Linked DNA regions of Homo sapiens: region 2 is linked to region 1. Evidence: chromatin contacts called from ENCODE Hi-C or POLR2A ChIA-PET data. All regions are on one chromosome and are shown on one strand. The core of a region is the stretch at or near the end of the contact, and the rest is flanking DNA. Distances in the headings are between cores, read along the strand shown. Region 1 holds the start of PI4K2A (phosphatidylinositol 4-kinase type 2 alpha). Region 2 has its middle 25 kb from the start of SFRP5.

Region 1 (6,142 bases), core at 18-2,517:
CCCCTTTATATACAGGCAGGGGACAAAATAAAGGTCGGCAAACGCTCTGCCTTAGTTGAAAAGCAGGCTGTTGATAGCCCTGGGAGAGAAATGAAAGAAAAAGTAGCTGATGGCCCCATGTTTCTAAAACTCCAAGTTCTATCTAAACTTTGGAGTCGTCAAAAAGTATTTGAACCCTTTCCCAGAAGTGAGCAATACCCAGGGCAGATGAAACTGGTGAGTCCGCCCATTCTTTCTTCAACGTCTGTTAATAAGAGCTGGGACGGTGGCAGGGGACATCCCCCACAACATAGAAGGCTGGAACTGAATTCTCAGATCCCCTGATAGGTCACCCATCCTCCTCCGTGAACAGCGACACACTGGTTCGGTCGGTCCAAAAAGAGAGAACAGGCCTAAAGCCCCAAATCTGCAAGTCGGCGGCCGAATAGCTGTCCCAGTAGTGTGAAGCTAAGTACCCTACTAGAAAGCAGTCTCTGTCCAGCGGCGGATTGCCCCACCACACCGCTGAGCCCCCGGCCCGTATCTGGTCAATTTCCTCTTTTCATTTTCCGCTCACTCCTCCCCCACCAAGTAGGTTCTGATTTATTTCTCCATTCCGCAGAGCGTCCCCAGCTCCAGTCCTCAGTGGCATCCCTAAATCCTGCCAGGGGCTGGTACTGTGAAGTTTCTCCCTTTTCCCTCTGGCTGTGCGAAGCCCCCAACTCCCCAGGAGCGCCGCCGGCCCTCAGCCCGCGGCGGCGGTCCCCACCCCCGCACTCACCCCCTGAGGGTCCTTGACGAAGTAGCTTCCGCTGGAGCCCTGGTAGATGCGCTCGGGAAAGATGCAGCGCTCGATGGCCAGCTCGGCCTGCCGCACCACCGCCTCGAACTCAGGATCCTCCGGGAACTCGTTCCGCTCGCGGTGGGCCTGAGCGGCGTGGGCTGCCGCCGCGGCCTGAGCGGCCAGAGCCTGGGCCTGCGCCGCCACGGTTTGGGTCTGGCCCTGGGCCGCCGCGCCCCGGGCCCGATCCAACAGTGGCTGCCGCTCGCGGTCGTGGCCCGGCGAGCCCGGCGGAGAGGGGCCCGAGCCGGCCGCCGCCGCCACTCGGACCGCGCCCCCGGGCACCTGCGGAAAGTGAGCGCCCGAGCCCGACGGGAAGGTGTAGTCCGGGGGTTGGGCCCGCTCGGGGGACACTAGTGGGCTCGTCTCGTCCATCCCTCAGACAGCCGGCTCCGGGACCCGGCGCGCTCCACACCACTGCGCTCGCGGCCGCGACCAATCCGTGACATCCCCCAGGCCCCGGCCGGCCAACCAGGTCGCGACGCCTCCTTGGCCCCGCCTCTAACCTGCCCTGTTTACTTGGCTACGAATAGGCACGGCCCCTCGCGCGCGAACAGTAGCCAATCAGAACCTGCTCCTACGCAATCGCTGCCTCCGCATTTTTCTCCCCGTCACCTTCTGTGAAGACTGCGCATGCTCCAGGACCCAACCTTGGGTCAGGCACGCCCCCTGCCCCTACTATACCAGCGCCACGCTTAGCTTCCAATTGGCTTACTGGACTTGGGCGCTTTCAAAACAGCAACTATCCTGTCAGTCACTCATTGAGTGCCTACTCTGAACCGGCTGTGAGATTGGAGGAATCTCATCTATGTATCCTCATTCATTCAGTCAGGCACTCATTCATTTATTGAGCACGTACTATGTTCTAAGTGCTAGGGAGACAGCAGTGAAGCAAAGAAACAAAGCTGCTGCTCTACCTCGATGAAACGTTTTTTTTGGGGCGGGGGGTTTGTTTTTTGGGTTTGTTTTTTTTTTTTTTTTGAGACAGAGTGATCAGTCTCCAAAAAAAAAACGACAGAGGTCAAGTGATCTGCCCACCTCGACCTCCCAAAGTGCTGGGATTACAGGTGTGAGCCACTGCGCTTGGCCTGGAAGTAGGTTTTTAAAGGAAAAGAGGCAGTTCCTAACTTGTTTACCAAGAATTTACATTAAAATAACAAGTTATAGATTGGCTATACATTGTACTTTGTATCCCAAATTCGTATCTCAGTTGACCTAACATACTTCCAATGTAGATGTAACAATGTCAGGTTACACTTCAAGTTCGCAGGAACTTGAAGGTAATGGGTGAAGTAGCCAGTCAGGATAAAATGTCTTAACAATTGCCTCCAGGTTTTCCTAGGAAGCCCTGAAGATTTCTTTTTAAAATATTATTATTATTTTTTTAGAGTTAGGTTATCTCTATGTTGCCTGGGCTGGTCTTGAACTCCTGGCCTCAGGCGATCCTCCTCCCTCAGTCTCCCAGAGTGCTGGGGGATTACAGGTGTGAACCACCCACAGTGCAGCCAAAAAATAAAAAATTTTTAAAAGAAAAAAACCCGCCAGGCACAGTGGCTCACGCCTGTAATCCCAGCACTTTGGGAGGCTGAGGCAGGCGGATCACCTGAGGTCGGGAGTTCAAGACCAGCCTGACCAACATGAAGAAACCCTGTCTCTACTAAAAATACAAAATTAGCCGGGCATGGTGGCACATGCCTATAATCTCAGCTACTCGGGAAGCTGAGGCAGGAGAATCGCTTGAACCCAGGAGGCAGAGGTTGCAGTGAGAAACTCTGTCAAGAAAGAAAGAAAAAGAGAGAAAGAGAAAGAAAGAAAGGGAGAGGGAGAGGGGCAGGAAGAAATAAAGAAAAGAAAGGGAAGGAAAGAAAGGAAAGAAAGAAAGAAAGAAACCATTGCCCCAGAGTGTGGGTGTGGAAGGCATGACTGAAGTCCCATACTCATGTCTTTGAGCCAATAGACTGTGCATACATCACACAGAGCTCAGACTGCTCTAAGCTATCTTTCCTTCTCAACCTTATAGGAATTCAAGGCCAGCCTGGGCAACATAGCAAGACTCCATCTATTTTTTAAAAATTAATTTTTTTAAGGAGTTCCTAGGAAAACCCAGGGGCAATTGTTAAGACATTTTATTCCTGACTCGCTGCCTCACCCATTATCTTCAAGTTCCTGTGAAGATACAAACTTGTGATACAAAGAATAATACATAGCCAATTAATATCTTACACTGTGCCTGGCCCAGCTGCTCAATGCTTATTTGTTAATTGAAGAAAAATATGGTCCCATGAGCCTAAGAAGTTCTTACCACGAGGTAAGAGTCCATTGCTTTTACTCACACTGTTAAATCTCAGTGTCTAGACACAGTAGGTGCTCAGTACATTATTATTCATGAGAAAGGGAAGGAAGATAGAGTCCCTGCCCTCAAGCTGAAGGCATGTGGCTTTCTGAGGCAGTAGGAGAAAAAAAAGCAAAATGAGCTCAAAACTCCGTAACAGTTCACCAATTAACTGAGGCAGGCTGCAGGCTCAGCAAAGGCTTTATTTTTTTTCTAATTTTTTTTTTCAACCAGAATGCTCAAGGATCAAGCAAAGGCTTTAAGTGGGTCATGTGCTATGAGCTGAGTCTTAAAGAAAGAGTAATTAGATTGCTGGAAAAAAAGGAGACAGGAAAAAAATGTTACACCAAGCAGGAGTTACCTGAGTAAAAGAGGAAGGCTAGGGCATATAGGGAACAGAGAGCAACCTTCTTGATTCGAGGGGAAGCAGAGTTAAACTGGGTTACCAAGGGCCTGGAAAGTAGAACAGAACGAGACCAGCCTGGGCAACATGGTGAAACCCCGTCTCTACTAAAAATACAAAAATTAGCCGGGCTTGGTGGCACATGCCTGTAATCCCAGCTACTTGGGAGGCTGAGGCAGGAGAATTGCTTGAACCTGGGAGAAGGAGGTTGCAGTGAGCAGAGATTGTGCCACTGCACTCCAGCCTGGAACAACAAGAGCGAAACTCCATCTGAAAAAATAATAATAATAATAAATTCATGGAATACTGTTTCAGTTAAAATTTATACAAACAAGCCAGGTACGATGGCTCACGCCTATAATCCTAGCACTCTGGGAGGCTGAGGCGGGTGGATCACCTGAGGTCAGGAGTTCAAGACCAGCCTGGCCAACATGGCGAAACCCTGTCTCTACTAAAAATACAAAAAAAAAAAAAAAATTAGCTGGGCTTGGTGGCACACGCCTATGATCCCAGCTATTTGGGAGGCTGAGGTGTGAGAATCGCTTGAACCTGGGAGGTGGAGGTTGCAGTGAGCTGAGATCGTACCCCTGCACTCCAGCCTAGGCGACAGAACAAGAATCCGTCTCAAAAAAAAATGTATGCAAACACTACCTTCAAAAGTGTAGAATGTACATCCAGGCTTGGTGGCTCACACCTGTAATCCTAGGGGAGACCAAGGCGGGTGGATCACAAGGTCAGGAGTTTGAGACCAGCCTGTCCAACATGGTGAAACCTCGTCTCTACTACAAAAAATTAGCCAGGCATGGTGGCAGGCGCCTGTAATCCCAGGTACTACGGAGGCTGGGGCAGGCGAGTCGCTTGAACCTGGGAGGTGGAGGTTGCAGTGAGCTGAGATCGTGCCATTGCACTCCAGCCTAGGCAACAGGGCCAGACTCCGTTTCAAAAAAAAAGTGTAAAATGTAATGGTTGGAAGCATGGGCTTGGAAATCAGAGACATTTGAGTTTGAATCCAGTCTCCATGATGATCAGTTGTTTTAGACAAGTTATATAACCTCTCTAAGCCTCAGTTCCTTAATCTATAAAATGGGAATAATCATCCCCATGATTACTGAATCAAGAATCAATATAATGTTATGTAAAGCACTTAGCATATGAAGCATGACTCTCTAATAGGAAAAATAAAAATAAAGCACTTAGCATAGTGTTTTGTACATAAAGAGCACTCAACATATGGTAGCTTTTTGAAAAAAAATCACTGCTGATGTTACTGTTGATGTTGTTTTTGTTTTTATGCTTAAAGTCACCAGCAGACTAGAGGTATGGGCTTTCACGAATCATGGCCAGTCACATAGTCACCAATATTTCATAATCATTCTTTCTTGAATCAAATTATTGCCACTGCTAACTAGAAATACCAAATTGAAAGCACTATTGTTTAATTATATGTATGGGAATGTCTTAAACATTTTTGGCCAGACAAACCATTCTAAACAAAAGTCGTACAGAAGGTTAAATTGCCCCTTTCAGTTATAATACATGCACTTCCTTTTCCTATCTAGACCTCAATAATCAACTGATGCCTGGCTCTTGTGGCCCAGGGTCTGTAGCCACATAGATAATCTTTTGGTATCATTCATCTCATTTAGCCCATAAGCTTCAAATTATGGTAAAGGAAAGGTCCCAGATTTAGAGTTCTCCCTGGAATTCTGAGTTTTTTCTCCACAGAAACCCCTCAGAGTCTTTTATTTTATCTAAAAAAATTTTTTGGCCAGGCACAGTGGCTCACGCCTGTAATCCCAGCACTTTGGGAGGCCGAAGCGGGTGGATCACGAGGTCAGGAGTTCGAGACCAGCCTGGTCAAGATGGTGAAACCCTGTCTCTACTAAAAATACAAAAATTAGCCGGCTCTGTCACTCAGGCTGGAGTGCAGTTGTGCAATCTCAGCTCACCGCAACCTCCGCCTCCCGGGTTCAAGCGATTCTCCTGCCTCAGCCTCCTGAGTAGCTGGGACTACAGGCGCGGGCCACCACATCCGGCTAATTTTTGTATTTTTCAGTAGAGACGGGGTTTCACCATGTTGGCCAGGATGGTCTCGATCTGTTGACCTCATGATCCGCCCACCTCGGCCTCCCAAAGTGCTGGGATTACAGGCATGAGCCACCACACCCGGCCTAGACATTGTTTTAAATGCATTACATGGATTAACTCATGGAACCAGCTTTATAGTATCCTGTGATGTTGGAAACCCAGACCCAGGGAGGTAAAGGTAATGTGCCCATGGTCATTCAGCTGGTAAATGGCAGAGCCGGATCCAAATCCAGGCAGACTGTTTCCATGCTCTTAACACTATGTTGATTCTTATTAAATATCCCTATGAAATATGTCTCATATTTACCCCCTTTCTTTCATCTCCACTGATGCTACATGAAACTTCCAGGATGTGTTAGTTGCATTATTACAATAACTTCTGAGTTTGTTACTTTGCTTCCAATCTCTCACTGGTCATCTCTGAGTGTCACTGTCAGATTAATTTTCATAAAATACTGCTTGTAGTGTGTCATTCCCCTGGCCAAGAAACTACATTTTA
Region 2 (6,231 bases), core at 1,727-4,226, 160 kb before region 1:
TTGCCTTCCAAATTCCCTTTTTCTTGTCTTCCTTAGAAAAAGAACCCCGCAACCAGCCCAGTGCTACCCAGCTCAGAGGTTCCATTTCCCAACTTCCCTGGCAGCTCCATGTGAGTGGTATGCAAGGTCCAGTCCATGAGATTAAGGAGGTTTATTCTGCAGGACTGCCAAGAAGCCTCCTTAAATGTGAAGGTATGCCTTTCTCCAGCCTTTCTCCTCCCACACCTAAAATGCAGGTGCAGCTTGAGTAGCGTCTTGGGCCATAAGGCCCTGCACTAAGGATGAAGGAGCAGCAAGGTGGCTGGTGTCAGCACAAAGTTTATCTCCACCCCAAGAGATAAACCCAGCTACAAAGCTGCTTAAGCTCAGCTACAAAGCTGCTTTGTGGACTTTCTCTACCAGGGCTATGACCAGTGTTCTACTTACTTAAGGGCAAAAACACCTCATTATCATCAAAGAACCCATAGGATGAGTCACTTAAGGAATGCTCTGCCACATGCTTTTTCTTCTCTCCTGAGACTTCTTTTAAAAGTATGATAAGTCTTCTCACTCTATCTTCTATGTCTCTTACATTTGCATCTATATTTTTCATCTTTAATCTCTCTGTGCTGCATTCCAGATAGTTTCTTAAGACCTAACTTCTAGTTCACTAATTCTCTTTTCAGCTGTATCTAAACTGCTGTTAACCCCATTCTTTGAGATTCTAATTTTTTTTTCAGAGCTACAGTTGATCACAGCCTGGTCACAGCCTGGGTAGCACTGAGCTGGAGGTAGAGTTATTTTTCTAAGAATAAAAGAAACAATGGACAACAGAAATAGGTCCCAAAGTACATAAAATATGGGTATTATCAGGTAGAAACTAAAACCAACTAGGCTTAATGTATTTAAAGAAATAAAAGTCTTCTCACACATGTCTGGGTTTTTTTTAAGTCTAAGTTTTAAAATTTTGGCAGGGAATAAGTAACTATAAAAAGTGACATAGCAAGTCTGAAAAAGAACCAAATAGAAATTCTAGCTCTGAAAAAAAAAAAGTTAGGATCTCAAAGAATAGGGTTAACAGCAGTTTATATACAGCTGAAAAGAGAATTAGTGAACTAGAAATTAGGTCTTAAGAAATTATCTAGAATGCAGCACAGAGAGATTAAGAATGAAAAATATAGATGCAATTATAAGAGACCTAGAAGACAGAGTTAGAAGACTTAGCACACTTTTAAGAGAAGTCTCAGGAGAGAAGAAAAAACATGCAGCAGAGCATTCCTTACTCTATCCTATGGGTTCCTTGATGATAGTGAGGTGTTTTTTTCCTTAAGTAAGTAGAACACTGGTCACAGCCCTGGTAGAGAAAGCCTAAACTTTTCCTTCTTTGTCAAATCCCTCTCCTAATTTTCAACCTGCAAAAGTCTGGGCAGAGGAAGACCTCATTAGCCTCTGGCTGAAGCCTGAGATGGCAGAGTTTTGTAAGACACAGGAAGGGGCATGGGGGTTGGTACTCTGTTACCTTGGGCAGTAGAGAGGAGTATATGCAAGGACCGGGATAGGAAACCAGATGGGAAAGGTGCAAAGAGGTACCTATGGGAGGGGTCTGAGGAAGCCTGGGAGAACAGAATTCAGATCTAAGAGAGATCCTAAGAGCCTCTGAAGGTTTCAAGTGCACTTAACTGTTTCTCCCCAGAGTGTCTGATTTCCTGTGGCCCAGTCACCCTGACCCTCAGTTGGAATCCCACCACCCTTCCAGGTGGTTCCAGTGGAATGAAACTAAAGCAGCTCTAGACTGCATCTCCCTCACTCATGGCCTCATCTGGTCCACAGAGAACATGCACACCTCCTTTGCTTCACCATCCATAGAAGAGGAGCTGGCTCCCAACACAGGTTTTTTTTCACTTGCTGTCTTTGCTACACCTTTTCAGGCTGAAAGCCAAAGCCCTTCCCATTAGACTCCTTGGGTTCATGTCATGATCCTTGAGCCTCCCAAACTCCAAGAGACACACCCTAGGCTCCTCCAAGGGGTTTCCTTGTAGCCCATCTTATCAGGCTTGAGGGGAGGGGTAACCTCCCTCCCTCACAGGTTGGCACTAAGGGGTTGGGACTCACAGCATAGCCTTCTACAAAGAAATTCTCTCAAATTTCTCCCAAATCTCCAGATCCTGACCCCGTTTTGCCATCTCCCCAGTTCTCAACCACAGTGTGCTGCCCACAGCTCCTTCTGCATGTGGCACCTTTGTCTTCGTGCCTCAGTCAATACTGGAAGAGAAAGAGTCCTGACTTAATATCTCATTCTATGTGTCACTGCAAGTAAATAGAGAAAAAAATCAAGAAAGAGATGGATACTGCACAGTGCTAACAATAATAATCACCAGAAGTTGAGATTATTGGTGAGTTTTATTTTACTTTATGTAGTTTTCAGATTTTCTAAAATGCATTTTATAAGCAGAAAAATTAAATTTTATCTTTAAAAAAGATGTAGGCTGAGCATAGCACTTTGGGATGCCAAGGCAGGAGGATCGCTTGAGGCCAGGAGTTTAAGACCAGCCTGGACAACACAATGAGACCCCCGTCTCCACAAAAGTAAATAAATAAATTATCTGGGCATGATGGTGTGTGCCTGTAGTCCCAGCTATTTGGGAGGCTGAGGTAGGGGGATCACTTGAGCCCAGGAGTTCAAGGTTGCAGTGAGCTACATCACACCACTGCACTCCAGCCTGGGCAACAGAATAAGATCCTGTCTCAAAAAAAAAAAAAATGTGGTTGCCGAAGCAAACATTATTGGTTACCCACCCAACAGCCATTTCCTGACTCCATCCTCACTAAATAGCCCTTGCAAGAATTTTTTTCATGTATTAGGTTGTCAGAACTTCAGAGAAGGCTGGACTCTCCTTGTCCCAGGACTGATACTTGGTCACTCATGGTAACGTCTTTCCCCTTGCCAGCAACTGGCTTAGGAAGGAGCATGTGACTTGATTCTGTCCGATGAGACATGACAGGAAGTCAGCTGGGGAGACTTCTAGGAAATGCTTTCTTGCTCTTAAAAAAAGACACAGAGGATAGGTAAACTGTGGCCAATCAATGCAATCTTGTTATTCAACAAGAAAAAAAAAACGAGCTACCAAGTCATGAAAAGACATAGAGGAAGCTTAAATGTGTATTACTAAGTAAAATAAGCCAGTCTGAAAAGGCTATGTACTATATGACATTCTGGAAAAGGAAAAATGGTGAAGACAGTAAAAAGATCAGTGTTGTCAGGGGTTAGTGGAGAGAGAGGGGTGAATAGGTGGAGCACAGAGGATTTTTAAGACAATGAAACTATTCTGTATGATACTATAATGGTGGATGCGTGTCATTAGACATTTATCCAAACCCATAGAATGTACAACACCAAGAGCAAACCGTAATGAAAACCATGGACTTTGGGAGATGATGGTGTGCCCATGTAAGCTCATCAGTTGTAACACACGTACCACTCTGGTGAGCGGTATGGATAATGGGGGAGGCTGTGCATGTTGGGAGGGCAGCGGGTATATGGGGAATCTCTCTACCTTCCTCTCAATGTTGCTGTGAACCGAAAACTGCTCTAAAAAAATTAAGCCTATTAAAAATAAAAAGTTAAAAAGGGACATGAGAAAAGAAACAGTTCTCTTCTGCCCATTAACAAGGTCCTGTGAGATGGGATGCAGCATCCAGGGACGCACTGAGTATGGAAAGAACACCTGGATTGCTGGCAGGGGGCGCTGAGAGCAGGGCGCTGGGAGTGGGCCCTCCCAGGTGCAGGCAATATGGGAGTGTGCTGGTAGACAATTGGAAACATCAGTAAAACAAACCAAGGGGCCATCTACATGCTATTCTCACCAAGCAATTCCTTTAAGGTATATCAGTGATAAAATACCCTTCCCTAAAAAATCCTTCATTGGTCTAAGTTCTAAACAAGTGACGTGGTTATACTGCTGGGCTTTCATACAAGTTAACTTCCAATTAGCACACTTTCGTGATTTATTCTTTCATAAGCATCATATTCTACATGACAGTTAATTTAGAAAGCTCTCGGTTATTCGGGCAGCCTTAGACACACGCTGACTTAGCTATGCTTGTGATATATTTTTAATTAGTAAACTTCATTTTTAGAGCAGTTTTAGATTTATAGAAAAATTGAGTGCGGGTAGTTTCCCTTAATATTAACATCTTACACTACAGTGGTACATTTGTTACAATTGGTGAACCAATACTGATACACTGTTGTTAATGAAAATCCATAGTTTACATTAGAGTTCACTAATGACCAGCAAAAGCTTTGTACATTCTATGGGTTTTGACCATGTAATGATATTACTCGTCATTATAGTATCACACAGAATAGTTTCACTGTCTTAAAAATCGTCTGCCATCCACCTATTCATCCCTCCCTCCCCCAGCTCCTGGCAACCACTGATCTTTTTGCTGTCTCCATAGCTTTGCCTTTTCCAGAATGTCATGCACTGTAGTTGGAACCACACAGCATACGGCCTTTTCAGATGGGCTTTTCCCCTTAGTACCATGCATCTGAGGTTCGTCAGTATCTTTTCATAGTTTGACAGTGTATCTTATCTCTTTTGCTCACTGAATAACACTCCATTGCATGGATGTACCACAATTTACCATTTACTTATTGAAGGGCACCTTGCTTGTTTCCCACCTGTGTATTTGTAGGGTAAGTTCCTAACAGTTGAGAATCATTCAAGCTGGGCCGGGCATGGTGGCTCACGCCTGTAATCTGAGCACTATGGGAGGCTGAGGTGAGTGGATCACCTGAAGTCAAGAGTTCGAGACCAGCCTGGCCAACATGGTGAAACCCCATCTCTACTAAAAATACCAAAAAAATTAGCCAGGCATGGTCTACAGACTACAGACTACACCTGTAGTCCCAGCTACTCAGGGAGGGTGAGGCAGGAGAATCGCTTGAACCTGGGAGGCGGAGGTTGCATTGAGCGGAGATCGCACCACTGCACTCCAGCCTAGGTGACGGAGGGAGACTCCATCTCAAAAAAAAAAAAAAGAATCATTCCAGCTGGCTTCAAGTGCAGTTTGTGTCCCCAAATCATACAGTACTACACATTCCTGCATTTAAAGGGTATTTTATTTATTTAGTTCATTTTTTATTATTTTTATTTTATTTTATTCAAAATAAAAAATTATAGTCTATTGAGTATGAAAAAAAACAGAATTTGAGTTTCTTCAATTCTGTCATTCTATGGCACCACTCTATGGAGGTTTGTTTTGTGTTTAAAATGGATAACCATGATGTTAAGTATGAATGCTTTTGTCTGGTAAATACAACATTTGTTTATACACAAAACATTTTACTGAATTTGAACAGTATGTTTAAAGTTGACATTTTCTTTGTGTTTATTTGTTTCAAAATGAAAGAACAAGTTGTTTAAAAATAATTATTACTGATTATTACATGGTTATTAGTGAAAATAATTTTTGTCATACTGATAATTCTAAAATAGCCTCCAGGATTCCTACCCTGACTATGCATGGCCTGTATGATCTCTTCTTCCTTAGTCTGGGTGGGACCAGCAAATATGGAATGTTATAATCAGTTGACTTTAAGTTAATAGAAAGTGAGATGATCCTGGGTAGGCCTGACCTAATCAGGTGAGCCTTTTTAAAGATGGTGACACCTCAGAGAGAGCTCTCCAGCTGGCTTTGAAGACACAGTCTTCAAGAAGAAGATGCAGGCCTTGGTGCAGTGGCTCACGCCTGTGATCCCAGCACTGTGGGAGGCCAAGGTGGGAGGATCACTTGAGCCCAGGAGTTCGAGAACAGCCTGGGCAACATAGCAAGACCTCATCTCTTAAAAAAAAAAAAAAGAAGAAGAAGAAGAAGAGGAAGAAGAAATAAAGAAAAAGAGAGAGGAAGGAAGGAAAGAAGGAAGGAAGGAAGGAAAGGAAGAGAGGAAGGAAGGATCTTAAAGAGGTTGGGCTGGGCGTGGTGGCTCACACCTATAATCCCAGCACTTTGGGAGGCCAAGGCAGGAGGATTGCTTGAGCTCAGGATTTCGAGACTTCATCTTTATATGAAATAAAAGAAAGGGAAGGAAGGATGGGAGGAAGAAAGGGAAGAAGGAAGAGAGGAAGAAAGGGGAAGAAGGAAGGGAGGGAGGGAGGAAGGGAGGCAAGAAGCAGTTCTACATCTGCAAGGAAATTAATTCTGCCAAAACCTAGGAAGTTTGGAAGAAGCTCCCAAGTCTCAGATGAC

What was found. Hi-C counts contacts between places; a loop is a spot of excess contacts on that map. ChIA-PET counts read pairs that join two places held with the same protein, here RNA polymerase II (POLR2A). Pooled maps may share reads with other maps.
Region 2: a loop to region 1 is called in a pooled map, with 5 times the contacts of the local background. The contact joins the enhancer-like site here to the promoter of PI4K2A in region 1. A Hi-C loop is called at or near these places in 5 of 50 pooled maps. POLR2A ChIA-PET finds 5 or more read pairs at or near these places in 2 of 52 experiments (B cell and BJ).

The regions. Positions count from the first base shown.
Region 1 is chr10:97,635,796-97,641,937 of GRCh38, reverse strand. PI4K2A (phosphatidylinositol 4-kinase type 2 alpha) reads right to left here and starts at 1,267. Exons shown (of 9, transcript NM_018425.4): 1 at 761-1,267. The coding sequence starts at 1,195. RefSeq lists silencers at 948-1,177, 2,342-2,525.
Region 2 is chr10:97,793,581-97,799,811 of GRCh38, reverse strand. No RefSeq gene overlaps it. Among named protein-coding and RNA genes, the nearest start is that of SFRP5, 25 kb to the right of the region's middle. Within about 2 kb of position 2,976, at least 2 of the 41 ENCODE cell types and tissues checked have a DNase peak (open chromatin) inside an H3K27ac peak, as active enhancers do.